Linked DNA regions of Homo sapiens: region 1 is linked to region 2. A link is a loop called in an ENCODE intact Hi-C map of the cell type or tissue named here. Cell type or tissue: heart right ventricle. All regions are shown on one strand. Each heading gives the region's core, and the rest is flanking DNA. Links, peaks and the distances in the headings are about the cores only.

The links. A loop is a pair of places that touch in the nucleus more often than their neighbours do. Peaks named below come from ENCODE experiments on the same cell type or tissue, not always from the same donor. Only the 100,000 strongest peaks of a DNase experiment are listed, where the experiment ranks them.
Region 1: it touches region 2 in a loop (2.9-fold over the local background); 43 of 110 quality-filtered maps call a loop at or near these places.

What each region holds. Positions count from the first base shown.
Region 1 is chr14:103,567,240-103,576,417 of GRCh38, reverse strand. COA8 (cytochrome c oxidase assembly factor 8) reads right to left here. Exons shown (of 5, transcript NM_001370595.2): 2 at 4,598-4,795; 3 at 2,248-2,311. It also overlaps the pseudogene RNU4-68P. Among named protein-coding and RNA genes, the nearest start is that of COA8, 8.9 kb to the right of the region's middle. In heart right ventricle, for the core only: a CTCF peak has its summit at 4,229 (motif pointing left); a DNase peak (open chromatin) is centred at 4,222; H3K27ac peaks cover 774 bases.
Region 2 is chr14:103,905,708-103,913,759 of GRCh38, reverse strand. It overlaps ATP5MJ (ATP synthase membrane subunit j), which reads left to right. Exons shown (of 4, transcript NM_004894.3): 4 at 1,066-1,472. The coding sequence ends at 1,094. Among named protein-coding and RNA genes, the nearest start is that of ATP5MJ, 12 kb to the left of the region's middle. RefSeq lists an enhancer at 2,474-2,974. In heart right ventricle, for the core only: a CTCF peak has its summit at 3,230 (motif pointing right); a DNase peak (open chromatin) is centred at 3,339; H3K4me3 peaks cover 362 bases; H3K27ac peaks cover 706 bases.

The DNA.
Region 1 (9,178 bases), core at 2,673-6,672, 340 kb after region 2:
ATTCCTCCAGATAATGGTGAGTCTGTTATATCCTATTAGATGCTCTACAGCTGCGAACTATGTATCTAACTCTTTAATCCATAAACAATCGACTTTCTTTTTTTATTTTTTTGAGACAGAGTCTCGCTCTGTCACCCAGGCTGGAGTGCAGTGGCGCAATCTCGGCTCACCGCAACCTCCGCCTCCTGGGTTCAAGTGATTCTCCTGCCTCAGTCTCCTGAGTAGCTGGGATTACAGGCAAGTGCCACCACGACCAGCTAATTTTTGTATTTTTAGTAGAGACGGGGTTTCACCATGTTGATCAGGCTGGTCTCGAACTCCTGACCTTGTGATTCCCCTGCCTCAGCCTCCCAAAGTGCTGGGATTACAGGCGTGAACCACCGCGCCCGGCCTGACTTTTAATAATTAACTTTTTGGCCAGGCACAGTGGCTCACGCCTGTAATCCCAGCACTTTGGGAGGATGAGGTGAGTGGACTGCTTGAGCTCAGGAGTTTGAGACCAGCCTGGGCAACACGGCAAAACTCCGTCTCTACAAAAAACACAAAAATTAGGCAGGTGTGGTGCTGGCGTGCACCTGCAGTCCTAGCTACTTGGGAGGCTGAAGTGGGAGGATCACTTGAGCCCAGGAGGTCAAGGCTGCAGTAAGCCTAGATGGTGCCACTGCATTCCAGCCTGGGAGACAGAGTGAGACCCTGACTCAAGAAACAAAAAAAGAAATTAATAATAATTAACATTTTGACCCACTGGAATACATTTGTATTGCAGAGAGAACGAATCTAAATTTGTTCTTTTGGGCCAAAGCTTTCTCCAATATCACGTATTCAACAAAGCTCCCCTTCTCTTGGCTCTTGGGGACCTACATCCTCACGCATTGGTGCAACCGTGTACAAGACATGTGCTCTGGCCCAAGGTGACACGCCTGCTGCCCCACTCCCACTGCAGGCACCGTGGCCTGCTCACTTTCAACAGCTGCCAGAGCAGGCAGCTCCCTGTATGTTTCCCTTCCTTAACACATCCTGTCCTATTACCAAATTCAGTTTCAAACCTAATTTAAGGCCAGCCTTTCAATACTCAGCAAAGCCATCAATAGGATTCTGGGACCTTAGTAAGAATCAAAACAACTTCTCCCATCTGTTAGGAGAGTGGCTGTCTCCAAAGCCCTTCCAAGCTATGAGCCGACCTAGTCCTACCTGATATGATGACAGACCTATGGACACGGCACATGTGGTGTGCACACAAGCACACACACATGTACACACGTGCACGTACGCACACACATGCGTACACACGCACGCATACACGGCCAGGTCAGCATGGAATGCGCTGACAGCCATGGGGCGCGGCGAGGCCCAGTAAGGCTTTGCAATCCGACTCCCGACGTGAGAATCCAGGCCACGCCACATTCTCACTGTGCAATTCTGGTGAAGCCTCAGGTTGCTCATCTATAAAATGGTAAAGATAACAGTATCTACTTCATTGGGTCACTGTGGGAAATGCAACAGGTGATATATGCACAGGACTTGCACAGTGTCCAGCACAGGACCCAAAACTGTGAGTGCTCATTCTCATGCTTACTGCTGGATGCAGCATCTGCTCCAGCTCTGCCCCACAAGACCCCACCTCTCCAGGGCCCGCAAGACCCCACCTCTCCAGCAGCCAGCAAATAGCAACAGAGGTCCTGGCATGGGGGTGACTCAAGCTCCTGGCCCTTTATTCCAAATGAATCAGGTGAGGCAAAGGATTAGTAGGAATGGCACTTTAGCCCAATGACAGACTTGGCTTTTGGGGTCGATGATTTTGGATTTTCTATCAGAACAACTTTTTGGCAGCAGACATCTGTTTAACGAACAGCATGAGATGTTATTCAGGCCTAACACTGACACCAGGAGAAAATAAGGAGAGGCTATTTTGAGCACTGAACTGAGATCAGGAATCAGAAGAAAAGCTGCTTTGGAGGGAGAAGCTGCAAAGGCTGAGACCTCAGTACGAAAGTCAAAGGTCAGAGGTTGGTCATCCATCATAACCACCTAAAATCCGGAGAGAAAGGAGGGAGCTGAGATTGGAGAGCCATGCCTGGGAACTGGGTGTGCAAGAGAACTTGGACAGGGGTGTGCCGAGCACTGCCCCAAAGCAGGCCAAGGACCGCCCTGAACTTCCCCACCTCTCTCACCGCCCTTCCTTTCCCTTTTCATGGACTAGCTCAAACGCAAAGAAAGCAAAAAAAACAATCAAACAAACACACTAACCTGATTCAGTTCTCAGGCCCAGGCCTTTAGTTTTTAGTCTTGAGTGAATAAATTCTTCTTTTTCCTTAAAAAAAAAAAAAAAAAAAAAAAAAGGCTCTCAGAACTCCTTTCTCTGTCTTTCCATTTTTCTTTGGCTAGAGCACAGCTCACGGTGTACTGGAGAAGTTTAGATGTGGATTTTCTGAGAAGCTAGTGACCCATCTCAAAGCTCGTTTAAAACCCTCTGAATGTGGTTAAAAGTTTTGTGCTTGAAACAGGATTTGAGAAGATGTTCAATAAACTTTGGGAGACGCTGTTTGTTTATAAATCCACAGAATAGGTCAGGCACAGTGGCTCACACCCATAATGCCAGCACTTTGGGAGGACGAGGTGGGTGGATCACCTGAGGTCAGGAGTTCCAGACCAGCCTGGCCAACATGGAGAAACCCCGTCTCTACTAAAAATACAAAAATTAGCCCAATGTGATGGTGGGCACCTGTAATCCCACCTACTTAGGAGGCTGAGGCGGGAGAACTGCTTGAACCCAGGAGGCGGAGGTTGCAGTGAGCCGAGATCACGCCACTGCACTCCAGCCTGGACAACAGAGTGAGACTCTGTCTCAAAACAAAAACAACAACAACAAAAAAAACCCTCCACAGAATATGATAAATATACCCCACCAGACATAGCCCACTCAAATGGAAAGTCAAAGTTTAAATGTTGCCGGGCACGATGGCTCATGCCTGTAATCCCAGCACTTTGGGAGGCCAAGGCAGGCGAATCACCTGAAGGTCAGGGGTTCAAGACCAGCCTGGCCAATGTGGTGAAACCCCATCTCTTCTAAACATACAAAAATTAGCCGGGTGTGGTGGCGGGCGCCTGTAATCCCAGCTACTTGGGAGGCTGAGGCAGGAGAATCGCTTGAACCAGGGAGGTGGAGGTTGCAGTGAGCTGAGATCATGTCACTGCACTCCAGCCTGGGCAACAGGAGTGAAACTCCATCTCAGAAGAAAAAAAAAAAAGTTAAATGTTTTTCTTCTGGTTTAGACTATTTATACTTCTTTCTTACACAGTTTATTTATAAGTATCCTGTTAAGAATTTTGAATTCTCTGCTGGGCATGGTGGCTTATGCTTGTAATCCCAACACTTTGGGAGGCCGAGGTGGGCGGATCACGAGGTCAGGAGATCAAGACCATCCTGGCCAACAGAGTGAAATCCCATCTCCACTAAAAGTACAAAAATTAGCTGGGCACGGAGGTGTGTGCCTGTAATCCCAGCTACTCGGGAGGGTGAGGCAAGAGAATCACCTGAACCTGGGAGGTGGAGGGTGCAGTAAGCTGAGATCGCACCACTGCACTCCAGCTTGGTGACAGAGCGAGACTCCGTCTCAAAAAAGAAAAAAATTTTTTTTTTTTTGAATTCTCAGGAAGAATGACAACACATCACAAAAACGGGTTTCTTTTTGAGGGTCTCACTCCTGTCACCCAGACTGGAGTGCAATGGCGCGCTCTCGGCTCATTGCAACCTCCGCCTCCTGGGTTCAAGCAATTCTTGTGCCTCAGCCTCCCAAGTCATGGGGATCACAGGCATATGCCACCACACCTGGCTCATTTTTATATTTTTAGTAGAGATAAGGTTTCGCTACGTTGGCCAGGCTGCTCTCAAACTCCTGGCTTCAAGTGATCCACCCCTCTCAGCCTCCCAAAGTGCTGGGATTGCAGAGCCATCATGCCCCACCTAAAAAAACCGGTATTCTCATAAAGATAAACACACACACCTATGTGTGTAAAACATGTACTTCTAGTTCTGGCTCTGCTGCTCACACATTGCATCCTTCAAAGTCTCAAGATCTGTGGTTCTACGAATGACCATTTCTTATATACAGTTACATATTAGTTTTTAAAACTATATGCATATATGTACATACAGTGCGGGGGATGGACTGAGACCCAGTACTACCACGTAACAAATAGCAAAGCAATATACTAAACACCTAGCACCCTCAAGTGGCCAACTGTGTTATTTCTCATTCTGATCTAAAACTTTTTTTTCTTTTTTTTTTTTTGAGACGAGTCTGGCTCTGTCACCCAGGCTGGAGTGCAGTGGCGCAATCTCCGCTCACTGCAAGCTCTGCCTCCCGGGTTCACGCCATTCTCCTGCCTCAGCCTCCCGAGTAGCTGGAACTACAGGCGCCCGCCACCACGCCGGGCTAATTTTTTGTATTTTTAGTAGAGACAGGGTTTCACCGTGTTAGCCAGGATGGTCTCGATCTCCTGACCTCGTGATCTGCCCACCTCGGCATCCCGAAGTGCTGGGATTACAGGCGTGAGCCACCGCACCCTTCCGTTCTGATCTAAAACTTAAACTTACCTTACTAAAAGTCAAATTCTGGTTTGCCCAGAACTGTTGATTCCATTCTTGTGTTTCTTGTCTTAATTTTCTAAGCTTTTGTTCCAATGGAGATTCATTTTCAGGTATGTAAAAGTGAACAGGTCGAAGGTTTGAATATTTATCTGGGGGTCCTATCCAATCATGGCAAGACTTTCTTGGAGGGCAGAATCTTGAGACCTTTAACAAAGTAAATTGGATTAACATATGACAAAATGAATCTCTAGTATTATAAAATGTACAATCTGGATTTATTTATTTACTTAGAGACGGAGTCTCGCTCTGTTGCCAGACTGGAGTGTAGTGGCGTGATCTCAGCCAAAGTGCTGGGATTACAAGTAGGAGCCACCACACAGGGCCTAGTTTCTGGTTTAAATAATAACAGCCCTTTCCCGAAACTCAACCACCTTTGCTAAGCTTTCTTTTTTTTTTTTGAGACAGAGTCTCACTCTGTCGCTCAGGCTGGAGGGCAGTGGCGAGATCTCGGCTCACTGCAAGCTCCGCCTCCCAGGTTCACGCCATTCTCCTGCCTCAGCCTCCCAAGTAGCTGGGACTACAGGCGCCCATCACCACGCCCGGCTAATTTTTTTGTATTTTTTAGTGGAGATGGGGTTTCACCCTGTTAGCCAGGATGGAGCTAAGCTTTCTTAAGCTAATGAGAGACCCTACCAGGCTAGGAGGAGGTGAGGAGTCTGAATTCTGGTAAGGTGCCAGCCATCATTCCAGAGGTCACAAGATCTGCAACTTCTCCAATTACTCCTGCATCTCTATTGCAGAACCTAAGATTGGCTTTTTGAGATATCTTTTCAGGTTTTTTGCAAGTCCAACGTGATGGCTCCTCCTGGACCCGCCCAGAAGCCACTCGGCATGCAGGAGGATGAGTCCCACACCCCTGTGATTGCACCCAGACCAATCGGCAGCAAGCACCCATTGCCTAGCCACCTCCACCCCTTCCTCCAAACTATTTTTGAAAAAATCTAGCCCCCAGATGCGAGGAGAGACTGATTTGAGTAATAACTCTTCCATGTAGCATGGCTGGCCTCACATCAATTAAACTCTTTCTTTTTTTTGAGATGGAGTCTCGCTCTATCGCCCAGGCTAGAGTGCAGTGGTGTGATCTTGGCTCACTGCAACCTCCGCCTCCCGGGTTCAAGCGATTCTCCTGCCTCAGCCTCCTGAGTAGCTGGGATTATAGGCATATGCCACCACGCCCGGCTAATTTTTGCATTTTTAGTAGAGATGGGGTTTCACCATGTTGACCAGGCTGATCTTGAACTCCTGACCTCAGGTGATCTGCCTGCCTCAGCCTCCCAAAGTGCTGGGATTACAGGCGTGAGCCACCGTGCCTGGCCCTAAACTCTTTCTTTACTGCAATGCCATGGTCTCCATGAACTGGTTTTGTTTGTGCAATGGGCAAGAAGAACTGTCAGGGAGTTATAGTGGGGGGACCCTGCTATTCAAGACCTGAAACTATACTGCTCATCGTCAGGGTTAAAATACACTGATTTGATGCTGGATCAATTTAGGAATCCTTTTTAGAAAGTAAAGGCAGGATTGCAATACAGACCTTCAACATTTTACCCATCAGTCTAAAAACTATATACAATCACCAAATATCCCATTAAAAAAATAAAACCTACATTTCTAGCCAGGTGCGGTGGCTCACGCCTGTAATCCCAGCACTTTGGGAGGCTGAGGTGGGTGGATCACCTAAGGTCGGGAGTTCGAGACCAGCCTGACCAACATGGTGAAACCCCATCTCTACTAAAAATACAAAAATTAGCCATGCGTGGTGGCCGGCACCTGTAGTCCCAGCTATATGAGAGGCTGAGCCAGGAGAATTGCTTGAACCTGGGAGGCAGAGGTTGCAGTGAGCCGAGATCGCACCACTGCATTCCAGCCTGGGCGACAGAGCGAGACTCCGTCTCAAAAAAAAACAAACAAACAAAAAACCAAAACCTAGATTTCTACAAATGTTGACTTTTATTATTTTTTTCCTTATCATACATTAAAGGACTCAGAAAATGTTCATGGGCTTCTCCCCCAAGTCTTTGCATCTGTGATATTTAGCTGTTGGTAGAAACTAAGGTGAGTCCCACCAAAGGGACGGCACCACGGTCCACCCCCCTAGACTGTGGCCCAGGACGGCGACTCCTTCCCTCCTCCGAGCTGACCCGGGTGTCTGCAGCTCAGTGGGTTTCGCGCTAACCGTGCATGACCACTGTCCAGGGCTGCACCCGCTCTTTTCTGCTCACAGGCTCCCCATCAGGAAATGTTAAAGGAGCCACCTAATAATTAGCTGCTTTTTCTAGCTGCCCACATATCACAAAGCAAGCTCAGAGAGGTGTCAAGTGTGTTCGGCTACTTTTCCATATTTATCTACCAGTTATCACTCACATAAACTGCTTTACGGATAAAGCTGGTGTACCGATATTTTCAAATCATTGTTTGCCATTATAATGTGAGAGATGTTATCTTCCTTTGTTCTTCCCTATAACCACATGTTTCTGCCTTTATTCACGGAGGAGCTACTATTTAAAAGCGAGGACAAGCAGCTTGGGGGAGGAAAATGTCCTTTGGTAAGAGGAAGAGCCCTTTGTAGTGCGAATAATTACCATAATTGCTAGTTTCCACAGTACAAGCCTATGATTCATGGTGTCCCATTGGCTATGCTGGGGACAGAAGGCTCTTCCATCCGGCCCTCATGTCTGCGGGGAGGGCACGCTAGACCCTCACAGTCTCCTGAGAAGCAGCCTCAGTTCTGCCCTTGTCACAGAGAGGCACATGTGCATTCCTACTGGTCAGGCCGAATCTGCATCTTTGGGTCTGGGAGGGGAGTTAACCTTCCGGTTCTTGTGAAAATCTTTTTTCAGCCGGGCGCGGTGGCTCACGCCTGTCATCCCAGCACTTTGGGAAGCCGAAGCAGGTGGATCATTTGAGGTCAGGAGTTCGAGACCAGCCTGGCCAACATGGTGAAACCCCGCCTCTACTTAAAATACCAAAAAATAAGCTGGGCGTGGTGGTGTGCACCTGTAATCCCAGCTACTTGGGAGGCTGAGGCACAAGAATTGCTTGAACCTGGGAGGCGGAGGTTGCAGTGAACCAAGATCGTGTCACTGCACTCCAACCTGGGTGACAGAGTGAGACCCTGTCACTATATATATATATATATATATATATACACACACACATATATATATACGTATACATATATATATATATACACACACACGTATATATGTGTGTATATGTGTACATGTGTGTGTATATGTGTATGTGTGTGTATATATATGTATACATGTGTGTATATATATGTGTGTATATATGTGTGTGTGTATGTATGTATGTATGTGTGTGTATATATATATATACATATCTCCTTTCTTCTTAACTGTAAATTGGCAGGCTGGAGAGCCCTACACCAGGCTTCTCCATGCTGGCTCTGCAGGCCAGGCCTGCCTCTCCAGCCCCCTCTGCTTTTACTAAGCTCCTGAGTACTCCACCAAGGAGCACTCCCACCCCAGCATCTCTCCCTCCAGAAGCCAAGATTCGGAAGGGGAGACACTGAGACGTTTCTCCTGCACCCTATTCCTGGAAGTGCCCGTACATGACACAAAGCTACCATGGGGAAACCACCAGGGAATAATGAAGAGAAAAATGTTAGCAAGCTCTTAGCGTTCTTGCTTCCTGTTCTAACTCTCAGTTCTATAAAGGCTTTGAGTTCCCATCTGAGAAGGAGTCAGGAACTTCATATTTACTGAGGGTTAGGGTCCCCAGCCCCCTATTCTACATGGATGCTAGACAAATCCGCAAACCCGATCCAGCAATATAAAAGAAGGATAATCCACCAGAAGGGCAAACACTAGAAAGTCAATGAAAACAGTCTCCTAATTTCAGGAATGCCAACGAGATGGGAGAGCTATCCAGGCTGGAACACTTTCACCCAACGCTGGAGTGACCACAGCAGGAAGCCACCCCTGCTGTATACATACGTTAATTATTTTTATTATCTTTAAGGCCCTAGTCAACCATCTCTTTCCCACCACCAACAGACACAAGGCCTGCACCTCAGTATTGTCTAAAGATGATTAGACAATTTGTCTAAAGATGATTTGTGGGCTGGGCTTGGTGGTTTACACTTGTAATCCCAGCACCTTGGGAAGCCGAGGTAGGTGGACTGCTTGAGCTCAGGAGTTTGAGGCCAGCCTGGGCAACAAAGTGAGACCCCATCTCTATAAAAAAAATTTTTGTTTTCAGTCTCTGTAGAGACTGTCAAAAATTGCCAGTGCTGACTATATTGCAAGTCATCACGGCAGGGTATTGGGAAAAGTTTTCAATTATCAATAATCACACCTCAGATAAATCTCATTGGCTACAATACTGCCGCTGTGCAAAGCTACAAAAAAAAATTTTTTTTTTTTTTTTTTTTTGAGAAAGAGTCTCGCATTGTTGCCCAGGCTGGAGTGCAGTGGCGCGATCTTGGCTCACTGCAGCCTCCGCCTACCAGGTTCAAGCAATTCTCCTGCCTCAGCCTCCCGAGTAGCTGGGATTACAGGCATGCGC
Region 2 (8,052 bases), core at 924-4,923:
GATCAAGTAAAACTTCCAGGAGTAATAGAGGAATGGATTAATTAGAGGTAGTCGATATCATCACCAATAGGGAAGCACAAGTGAGCTGTGCAAGCATGCTGTCCTAGAAGTTCCCTAATGATGTCGTTTTATTTTGTTTATTGTTTTTTGAGACGGAGCCTCGCTCTGTCGCCCAGGCTGGACTGCAGTGCTGCGATCTCAGCTCACTGCAAGCTCCGCCTCCCAGGTTCATGCCGTTCTCCTGCCTCAGCCTTCTGAGTAGCTGGGACTACAGGCACCTGCCGCCACGCCTGGCTAATGTTTTGTATTTTTAGTAGAGATAGGGTTTCACATAGCCAGGATGGTCTGGATCTCCTGACCTTGTGATCCACCCGCCTCAGCCTACCCGTAATGATGTGTTTTTAATGGTTTGGTTTTGTTTTTTGGGTTTTTTTTTTTTTGAGACAGAGTCTCGCTGTGTTGCCCAGGCTGGAGTGCAGTGGCACAATCTTGGCTCACTGCAACCTCCGCCTTCCAGGTTCAAGCAATTCTCCTGCCTTAGCCTCCCAAGTAGCTGGGATTACAGGTGCCCGCCACCATACCCGGCTAATTTTTTGTATTTTTAGTAGAGATGGGGTTGGCCGGCTGGTTTCAAACTCCTACCTCAGGTGATCCACCTGCCTTGGCCTCCCAAAGTGTTGGGATTACAGGCGTGAGCCACTGCGCCTGGCCTTTAATGTATTTTGAAAGAAAGCGCCTTATAAATTTATGCCAGAGTGACAATGAAACTGTAGCCATTTGAATGTTACACAAACCCAGGACTGGCTACATGAGTTTGAGGAGGAGGTGTTTCCCTGCCTCTCTCTTTGCGCTGTGGGTGACCACTGCCTGTCTGCTGTCATTACATGAACCCTTAAGCACTCTGGGTGTTTCATATAGAAATAATCCTACTTTTCAATAGTATTGAAAGGTGTCATTTATCTTTTTGGACTGTTGATCAACTTCTTTTGATACTTGTTTAATAAATTACATCCAACTTGTTCCTTCCTTCTTAAATCATATTTATATATGCATCTCTTTCAAAAGCTTCAGCGCCTGCTCCTGGTCATCACTAACCAGATTTACTTGGAGTACATGTGAAAGAAAACGTCAGTCTGCCTGTAAATTTCAGCAAGCCGTGTTAGATGGGGAGCGTGGAACGTCACTGTACACTTGTATAAGTACCGTTTACTTCATGGCATGAATAAATGGATCTGTGAGATGCACTGCTACCTGGTACTGCTTTCAGTGTGTTCCCCCTCAGCCCCTCCGGCGTGTCAGGCATACTCTGAGTAGATAATTTGTCATGCAGCGCATGCAATCAGAATCTCACTGAGCCACCCATCATTGTGAAATAATTACCTCAGTTGTACAGGACTTGGTGATCAGGATCCAGGCACTCACTTGTATTCTACTGCTCAATAAACGTTTATTAAACTTGATCCTGCTACTTATCTTGTGGCCTCTCTGAGCCTCTTGTTTTCTTATTTGGAAAATGGAGATGTTAATTATGTAAGCTCTAACTTACAGTTATTATGAGGATAAATAAGAGAAAGATTTAAACTATGAAGTCCTTTAGAAATAAGGTAGCATTCAATGACATAGTAGTTGAAATTATAAGCTGTAGGAGAATATTGCATCAGGAAATAATCACAAGGCAAAGTACATAATAAGCCAATTGAAAAAAAAAGCCAATTGATTCTAGTTAGGCTAGTATCAAATGCATACTGCATAATATTTGTCTCCATCTAAGACAATTACCAAGATCCCTAAATTGTGCGCTAAAAAGATTCTAAAGCAGCAAGCATGGGGGTAAAAGTGAGTCCAGTTTGAAATCTGGCACTCTGCAGGTGGGTAGGAGAGCAGCTGTGGAATGGGGGTGGTGGCTGCACCCTGGGTGTCCTGTCCTCTTGAGACCATCCTGTTTATCATCTGTGTCTCTGGCATTTAGCCTCATTAGGTCTGGCCCATGGTAGATGTCCAACAGATGACGGAGATCTCTCTGAGCCTCAGTTTCTTTTGTAAGACAACCAAAACCTGTCATGGCTTCCTCCAACAGCCTCAGGGTTGTTGGGCTGTGTGAGAAGTTTGCAGGAAAGCATTACACAGCATCAGTGGAAGTCAGCGTCAGGTCGTGTGAGATTCAGAGGGTTTGGTTCTGACACAGGAATCACATTTTTCCTGCGAACGTATTTTGTTCTCTTCTGCCTCCAGAAGATGAATCTGCTGTGGTACAGAAAGGCCCTACCTTTAAAATTATCCATCTGCCCAGCTGCTCAGGCTTGAGAGTGCATTAGAATCACCTGGAAGGCCCTAACAGCCAGCTGGGCCCCAGTGTTCTGATTGCACTGCTGTAGGAAGGAGCCCAAGAACTTGTATGTCTAACAAGCATCCAGGACATGCGGATGCCAGGACCCCAGCTGGAAAATTTCTAATGATACAAAGAACCCAGGCCTGCCCTATCACAGCCTTCACATCCACTGCACTGGCACCAGGCTCCAGCCCTGTGTCACGCATCTTAGTGCATTTAGTCCACCTTAGAACCTAGTGAGGCATCAGTACAGGCCCTGACTTTCAGAACAGGAAACAGGCTGAGAGGCAGTAACACGCTACAGATGTCGCAGTTAGCAAGCACTGGGGCTAGGACTTGAACCCCCAGAACCTGAACTCTCCTCCAAAGGGAGGTGAGGACGGATGGGAGCTGCCCTCCCCACCCCCACCCCCCACCTCACCCCCGGAAGCAGAGATTGATGTGTCTGACCCAGGAGGGCTTCCCCACAAAGGCTGGGCCATTCCTCTTCTCCCTTTACTACTTAAGGCTTCCTTTGGCAAATTACCAGGGTAGGTTGGGCCCAGTGGCTCACGCCTGCACTTTGGGAGGCTGAGGCGGGCAGATCGCTTGAACCCAGGAGTTTGAGATCAGCCTGGGCAACATGGCGAAACCCCATCTCTACAAAAAATAACAAAAATTATCCAGGCGTAGCGGTGTGCGCCTGTAATCCCAGCTACTGGGGAGGCTGATGCTTGAGGATTGTTTGAGCTTAGGTCGAGACTGCAGTGAGCCAAGATCACACCACTGCATTCCAGCATGGGCGACAGAACGAGACCCTGTCTCAAAAAGAAAACAAAAAATAATTGCATTTGCTATCCCAGAACTCACTCACACACTGAATCCCTCGGGGTTTTGGAAACAACCAGGTCTTGTCCCGAAGGCAGCCTGTAGGTGGAGCTAGAGAATGTCACCTGGGCTTCCCCGTGGGCGAGGAGCACGGGGCCAGGAGGATCTGTTGAAAGGAGCATTTGGAGGGCGGTGCCAATGGGCAAGAGGTATGCACAGAGAGCCACGGGAGTGGGCAGGGCCAGTTCAGGAAGGAATCCCAGAGGCTTTTTGTCCCAAAGCCTACGCATTCGTGCTGCTCTGACTTAATGCAGTGCTCAGCTGTGCTGCAGAGTAACGACAAAGGCTGGGAGGAGAGGAAGTGGCTCACAGGCAGCTGAAGGTGTCATTTTAAACAACGTGCTCTAAGTTAGCCTCAGATGAGACTCTAGGAGAAGGCATGGTGTTTCTTCTTGATTGTCACTGTATCCCAGGGGTACACGCACCCCAACCAGAGGCTTTGGAGGGTGTGCTTCCTGCCACCCTCAAGGGAGTTGTCTCTGTCAAGCTAACGGATCCCGAGTTCCGGGGTGCCAGGCCGTAGTCTGCTTCATTTTTATCTGCACAATAACCCGTGAGCCCATACCATCACCCCATTTCACAGCTGAAGAAATGGATGCCCAGACAGGATAAGTAGTTTGTACTAGAGGATAACTACCTGGCTAACAAACCAACTAGTTAACTGGTTGGCCAGGATTCAAAATCTGACCCGCTTCAGAATCGGGACTCGGACCACAGCGTGGCTTCAGAGAGCTCCTTCACCTGTGCTGGGCGTGCGTTGCCGTCGGGGATGCGGCGGTGGTTAGCACACGTTCTCTTCACTCCCTGAACACAGAGGCTAGAGAACAGACCTGCAGACACACAGTGCCAGTGCTTGGCAGACACAATCCTGGACGTCTGTGCTGTTAGGAACCGTCTGACGGGCGCCAGCATCAGGCCTCGCTGCACACGGGCCTTGGAGCAAGCACAGCACCTGCTCAACAGCCAGCTCTGAGCACGGACCCTGCTTCCACCCTTCAGACAAACCAGCCACCAAGAGGCATTTCTGGTACGTACAGAGAAATGTGAACGTGGACTGGGTGTTAAGTGATGTTGAAGTGTTAATCTTATTAGGTGATCACCACCACAATAGTGGTATTGTAGTTATTAAAGAAAATTTCTTTGGTTTTAGAAATGGAGGTGCAGGCCGGGCACAGTGGATCATCTGAGGTCAGGGGTTCAAGACCAGCCTGGCCAACATGGTGAAACCGTGTCTCTACTAAAAATACAAAAACTAGCCAGGCGTGGTGGCACGCACCTGTAATCACAGCTACTTGGGAGGCTGAGGCATAAGAATTGCTTGAACCCAGGAGGCGGAGGTTGCAGTGAGCCGAGATCGTGCCATTGCACTCCAGCCTGGGCGACAGAGACTCTGTCTCAAAAAGAAAAAAGAAAGAAATGCAGGCGCAATTATGTAGGTGTGAAATGATACCTAGGATGTACTTTAAGATACACCAGCAAATACTAGCCAGTCAAAACAGATTGGGGGGACGGAGTCTCTAGATGGGATGAGATCGGTAATTGTGTAGAGGGTAGGGGGTGGACGTCTAGAAGTGCATTACAGAATTCACTCTGCATACATTTTAACTTTTCCCAATAAAAAGTTTTTAAAAATACTTTAAAAAAAAAGCCATGTGATGGAAGCCTGTGTTAGTATTATAATACCTGTTTGAGAAGCTGGCACTGTGCAGCCCCAGGAAATGAAGGTAACGACTCTGCGGGCGGCTCTGTCAGACAGTGACTGTCTCATCACCACTCTTCACAACAACCGCTCCCCTGATGTCTCTTACTACAAAGGAAGTCTCAGCTTTTTCACTTGTTTTCCCTCTTAAAGAATGATGTAATATAGGCCAGAGTTAATGAACACCTAAGTCTAGAGGGAAAATGTCAGAAAACTCTCATTTAGTTAGGAATAAAAACTTATTTTTTAAACCAGGCACAGTGGCTTATGCCTGTAATTCCAGCACTTTGGGAGGCCTAGGCCGGAGGATTGCTTGAGGCCAGGAGTTTGAGACCAGCCTGGGCAACATGGCAGAACCCTGTCTCTACAAGTAAATTTTAAAATTAGCTGGCTGTGACAGCTCACGCCTGTAATCCAAGCTACTCAGGAGGCTGAGGTGGGAGGATCGTTTGAGCCTGGGTAACCAAGGCTGCAGTGAGCTAGGGTTGTGCATTCCAGGTGGCAGAGTGAGACCTTGCCCCTCCCCCCCAAAAAAACCTTACTTTTTAAACTAAATTTACAACTCCAGACTGAATTTTTTATGGTTATAAAAACATTTTTAAAACTACAACTCAGGACTGAAATGTTCATGGTTATAAATGTTTCCATGCTGTCTTCCTGATCTGCTTTTTTTTCTTTTTTTTCTTTTTTTTTTTTTTTGAGATGGAGTCTTGCTCTCTTGCCCAGGCTGGAGTGCAGTGGCGCAGTCTCGGCTCACTGCAAGCTCTGCCTCCCGGTTTCACACCATTCTCCTGCCTCAGCCTCCCGAATAGCTGGAACTACAGGCGCCCGCCACCACGCGTGGCTAATTTTTTGTATTTTTATTAGAGACAGGGTTTCACTGTGTTAGCCAGGATGGTCTCGATCTCCTGACCTCGTGATCCGCCCGCCTCGGCCTCCCAAAGTGTTGGAATTACAGGCGTGAGCCACCTCGCCCAGCCTTTTTTTCTTTTCAAATATGGTAATACATTCAGTCTTTTCTGCCATCTTTATGGCTCTTGTTGCCCAGGCTGGAGTGCAATAGTGCGATCTCAGCTCACCACAACCTCCACCTCCCGGGTTCAAGCGATTCTCCTTTCAGCCTCCCGAGTAGCTGGGATTACAGGCATGCGCCACCACGCCCAGCTAATTTTGTATTTTTAGTAGAGATGGGGTTTCACCATCTTGGCCAGGCTGGTCTCGAACTCCCGACCTCAGGTGATCTGCCCGCCTTGGCCTCCCAAAGTGCTGGGATTACAGGCATGAACCACCGCGCCTGGTCTTTTTTGTTTGTTTGTTTTTGTTTTTGTTTTTGAGACGGAGTTTCGCTCTGTCACCCAAACTGGAGTGCAATGGCGTGATCTCCGCTCATTGCAACCTCCGCCTCCCAGGTTCACATCATTCTCCTGACTCAGCCTCCTGAGTAGCTGGGACTACAGGCATGTGCCACCACGCCTGGCTAATTTTTTGTATTTTTAGTAGAGACAGGATTTCACCATGTTAGCCAGGATGGTCTCCATCTCTGGACCTCGTGATCCGCCCACCTAGGCCTCACAAAGTGCTGGGATTACAGGGGTGAGCCACCGCACCCGGCCCAAGATCCGTCTTTACGTTTGAAAAAATATACTCCACTTCACAATAAAAAGGCTGAGTATTGCAATTTGAAAAACTTCCAATATACAACATCAAATGAATACTGTTTGGCTGAGAAAAATTTGAATTGACACGTCACTTTAAAGAAAAAAAGTTGGCCAGGCGCAGTGGCTCATGCCTGTAATCCCAGCACTTTGGGAGACCAAGGTGGGCGGATCACCTGAGGTCAAGAATTCGAGACCAGCCTGGCCAACATGGTGAAACCCTGTCTCTATTAAAAATACAAAATTAGCCGGGCGTGGTGGCACATGCCTGTAATGCCTGCTACTCAGGAGGCTGAGGCAGGAGAACTGCTTGAACCCAGGAGGTGGAGGTTGCAGTGAGCTGAGATTGCGCCACTGCACTTCCAGCCTGGGCGACAGAGACCCCGTCTCTGTCGAAAACAAAAAGTTGGATAATTAAAAAAACAAATTTGAGCATTTGGTATTTGGGTGTCTTAGAAGCCATCAAAAGAAGAGCCAAAGGTTTAGGCAGCTCAGAGCTGCAGGGAGCAAACCTCAGCCCTGGCATTATTGTAACCAAGGGACCAGCTCAAGCCAATTAACCAGTGCTTAAGTTAATTAGCTGACGCAGAGCCAGAATTGCCCAGGCGTGGGCAATGGGAAACACTTTAACCTCCTCATCCTTACCAGCAGCCTGGCCAGCCAGCTACATTGGCATCACCTGGGACCAGCTAGGAATGCCATAAAAGCTGGACCCACCCCCAGCTCAGGGAGGCAGAATTAAGCGTTGTCTCCCATCTCCTTGCAGTCCGCTCGCAATAAAGCTTTTTTCTTTCTTGGAAAGCTGGTGCCATAGTGTTGGCTTCTATGCGTGTCAGACACTGGGCCCATTGCTGAGTAACATGTCATCCTGAGCTACACTCACTGCACTGGTAGCTCCTTGGGACTCCAGGACCGAATTAGAGCAGGCAGCAGGCAGAGTTTGATGTGGCATCCTTGCTCCAGCATCCAGAGGAGGTGGGTTTCACAGAGTGGGAAAAAGTGTATTTCAGAGAGGGAGTTATTCACCACTAGCCATTTCAATAACCCCGAGCAGGTCGTGCAACCAAGACAGTTCACCCAACCCCGCCAAGACCCGCCTAACAACGCGGTGAGGAGGCTGCAGGCTCCCACAGAGCTCGCCCTCCCCCTGCAGGAGAAAGCGGCAGCTGGCGCTGGCCTCCCTAGCCCTGCTTCTACCACTGCTGCTGGCACCAAATGCAAGGCGTGAGGAAGAGGGTCGGGGTCTCAGAGGTCAGCCACGCTTCCTGAACTTTGTGGCGCGCACGCCATACTCGGGACAGTGGCCATGGAGAGGAAGTAAACGATGCTGCTCCCACCTCAGTAAAAACTGTAAACTAGGTCGTGTTGGAGTTGGAATATTATAAGTGTTTGTAGAACAGATGAAAATTAGGAGTGGTAAAAGAGGAATACTAAAATTTTAAAAATCGTAATAAGCCTCACATAAAAAGCACACAGAGTATCATTCTAGTTTTTTTTTTTTT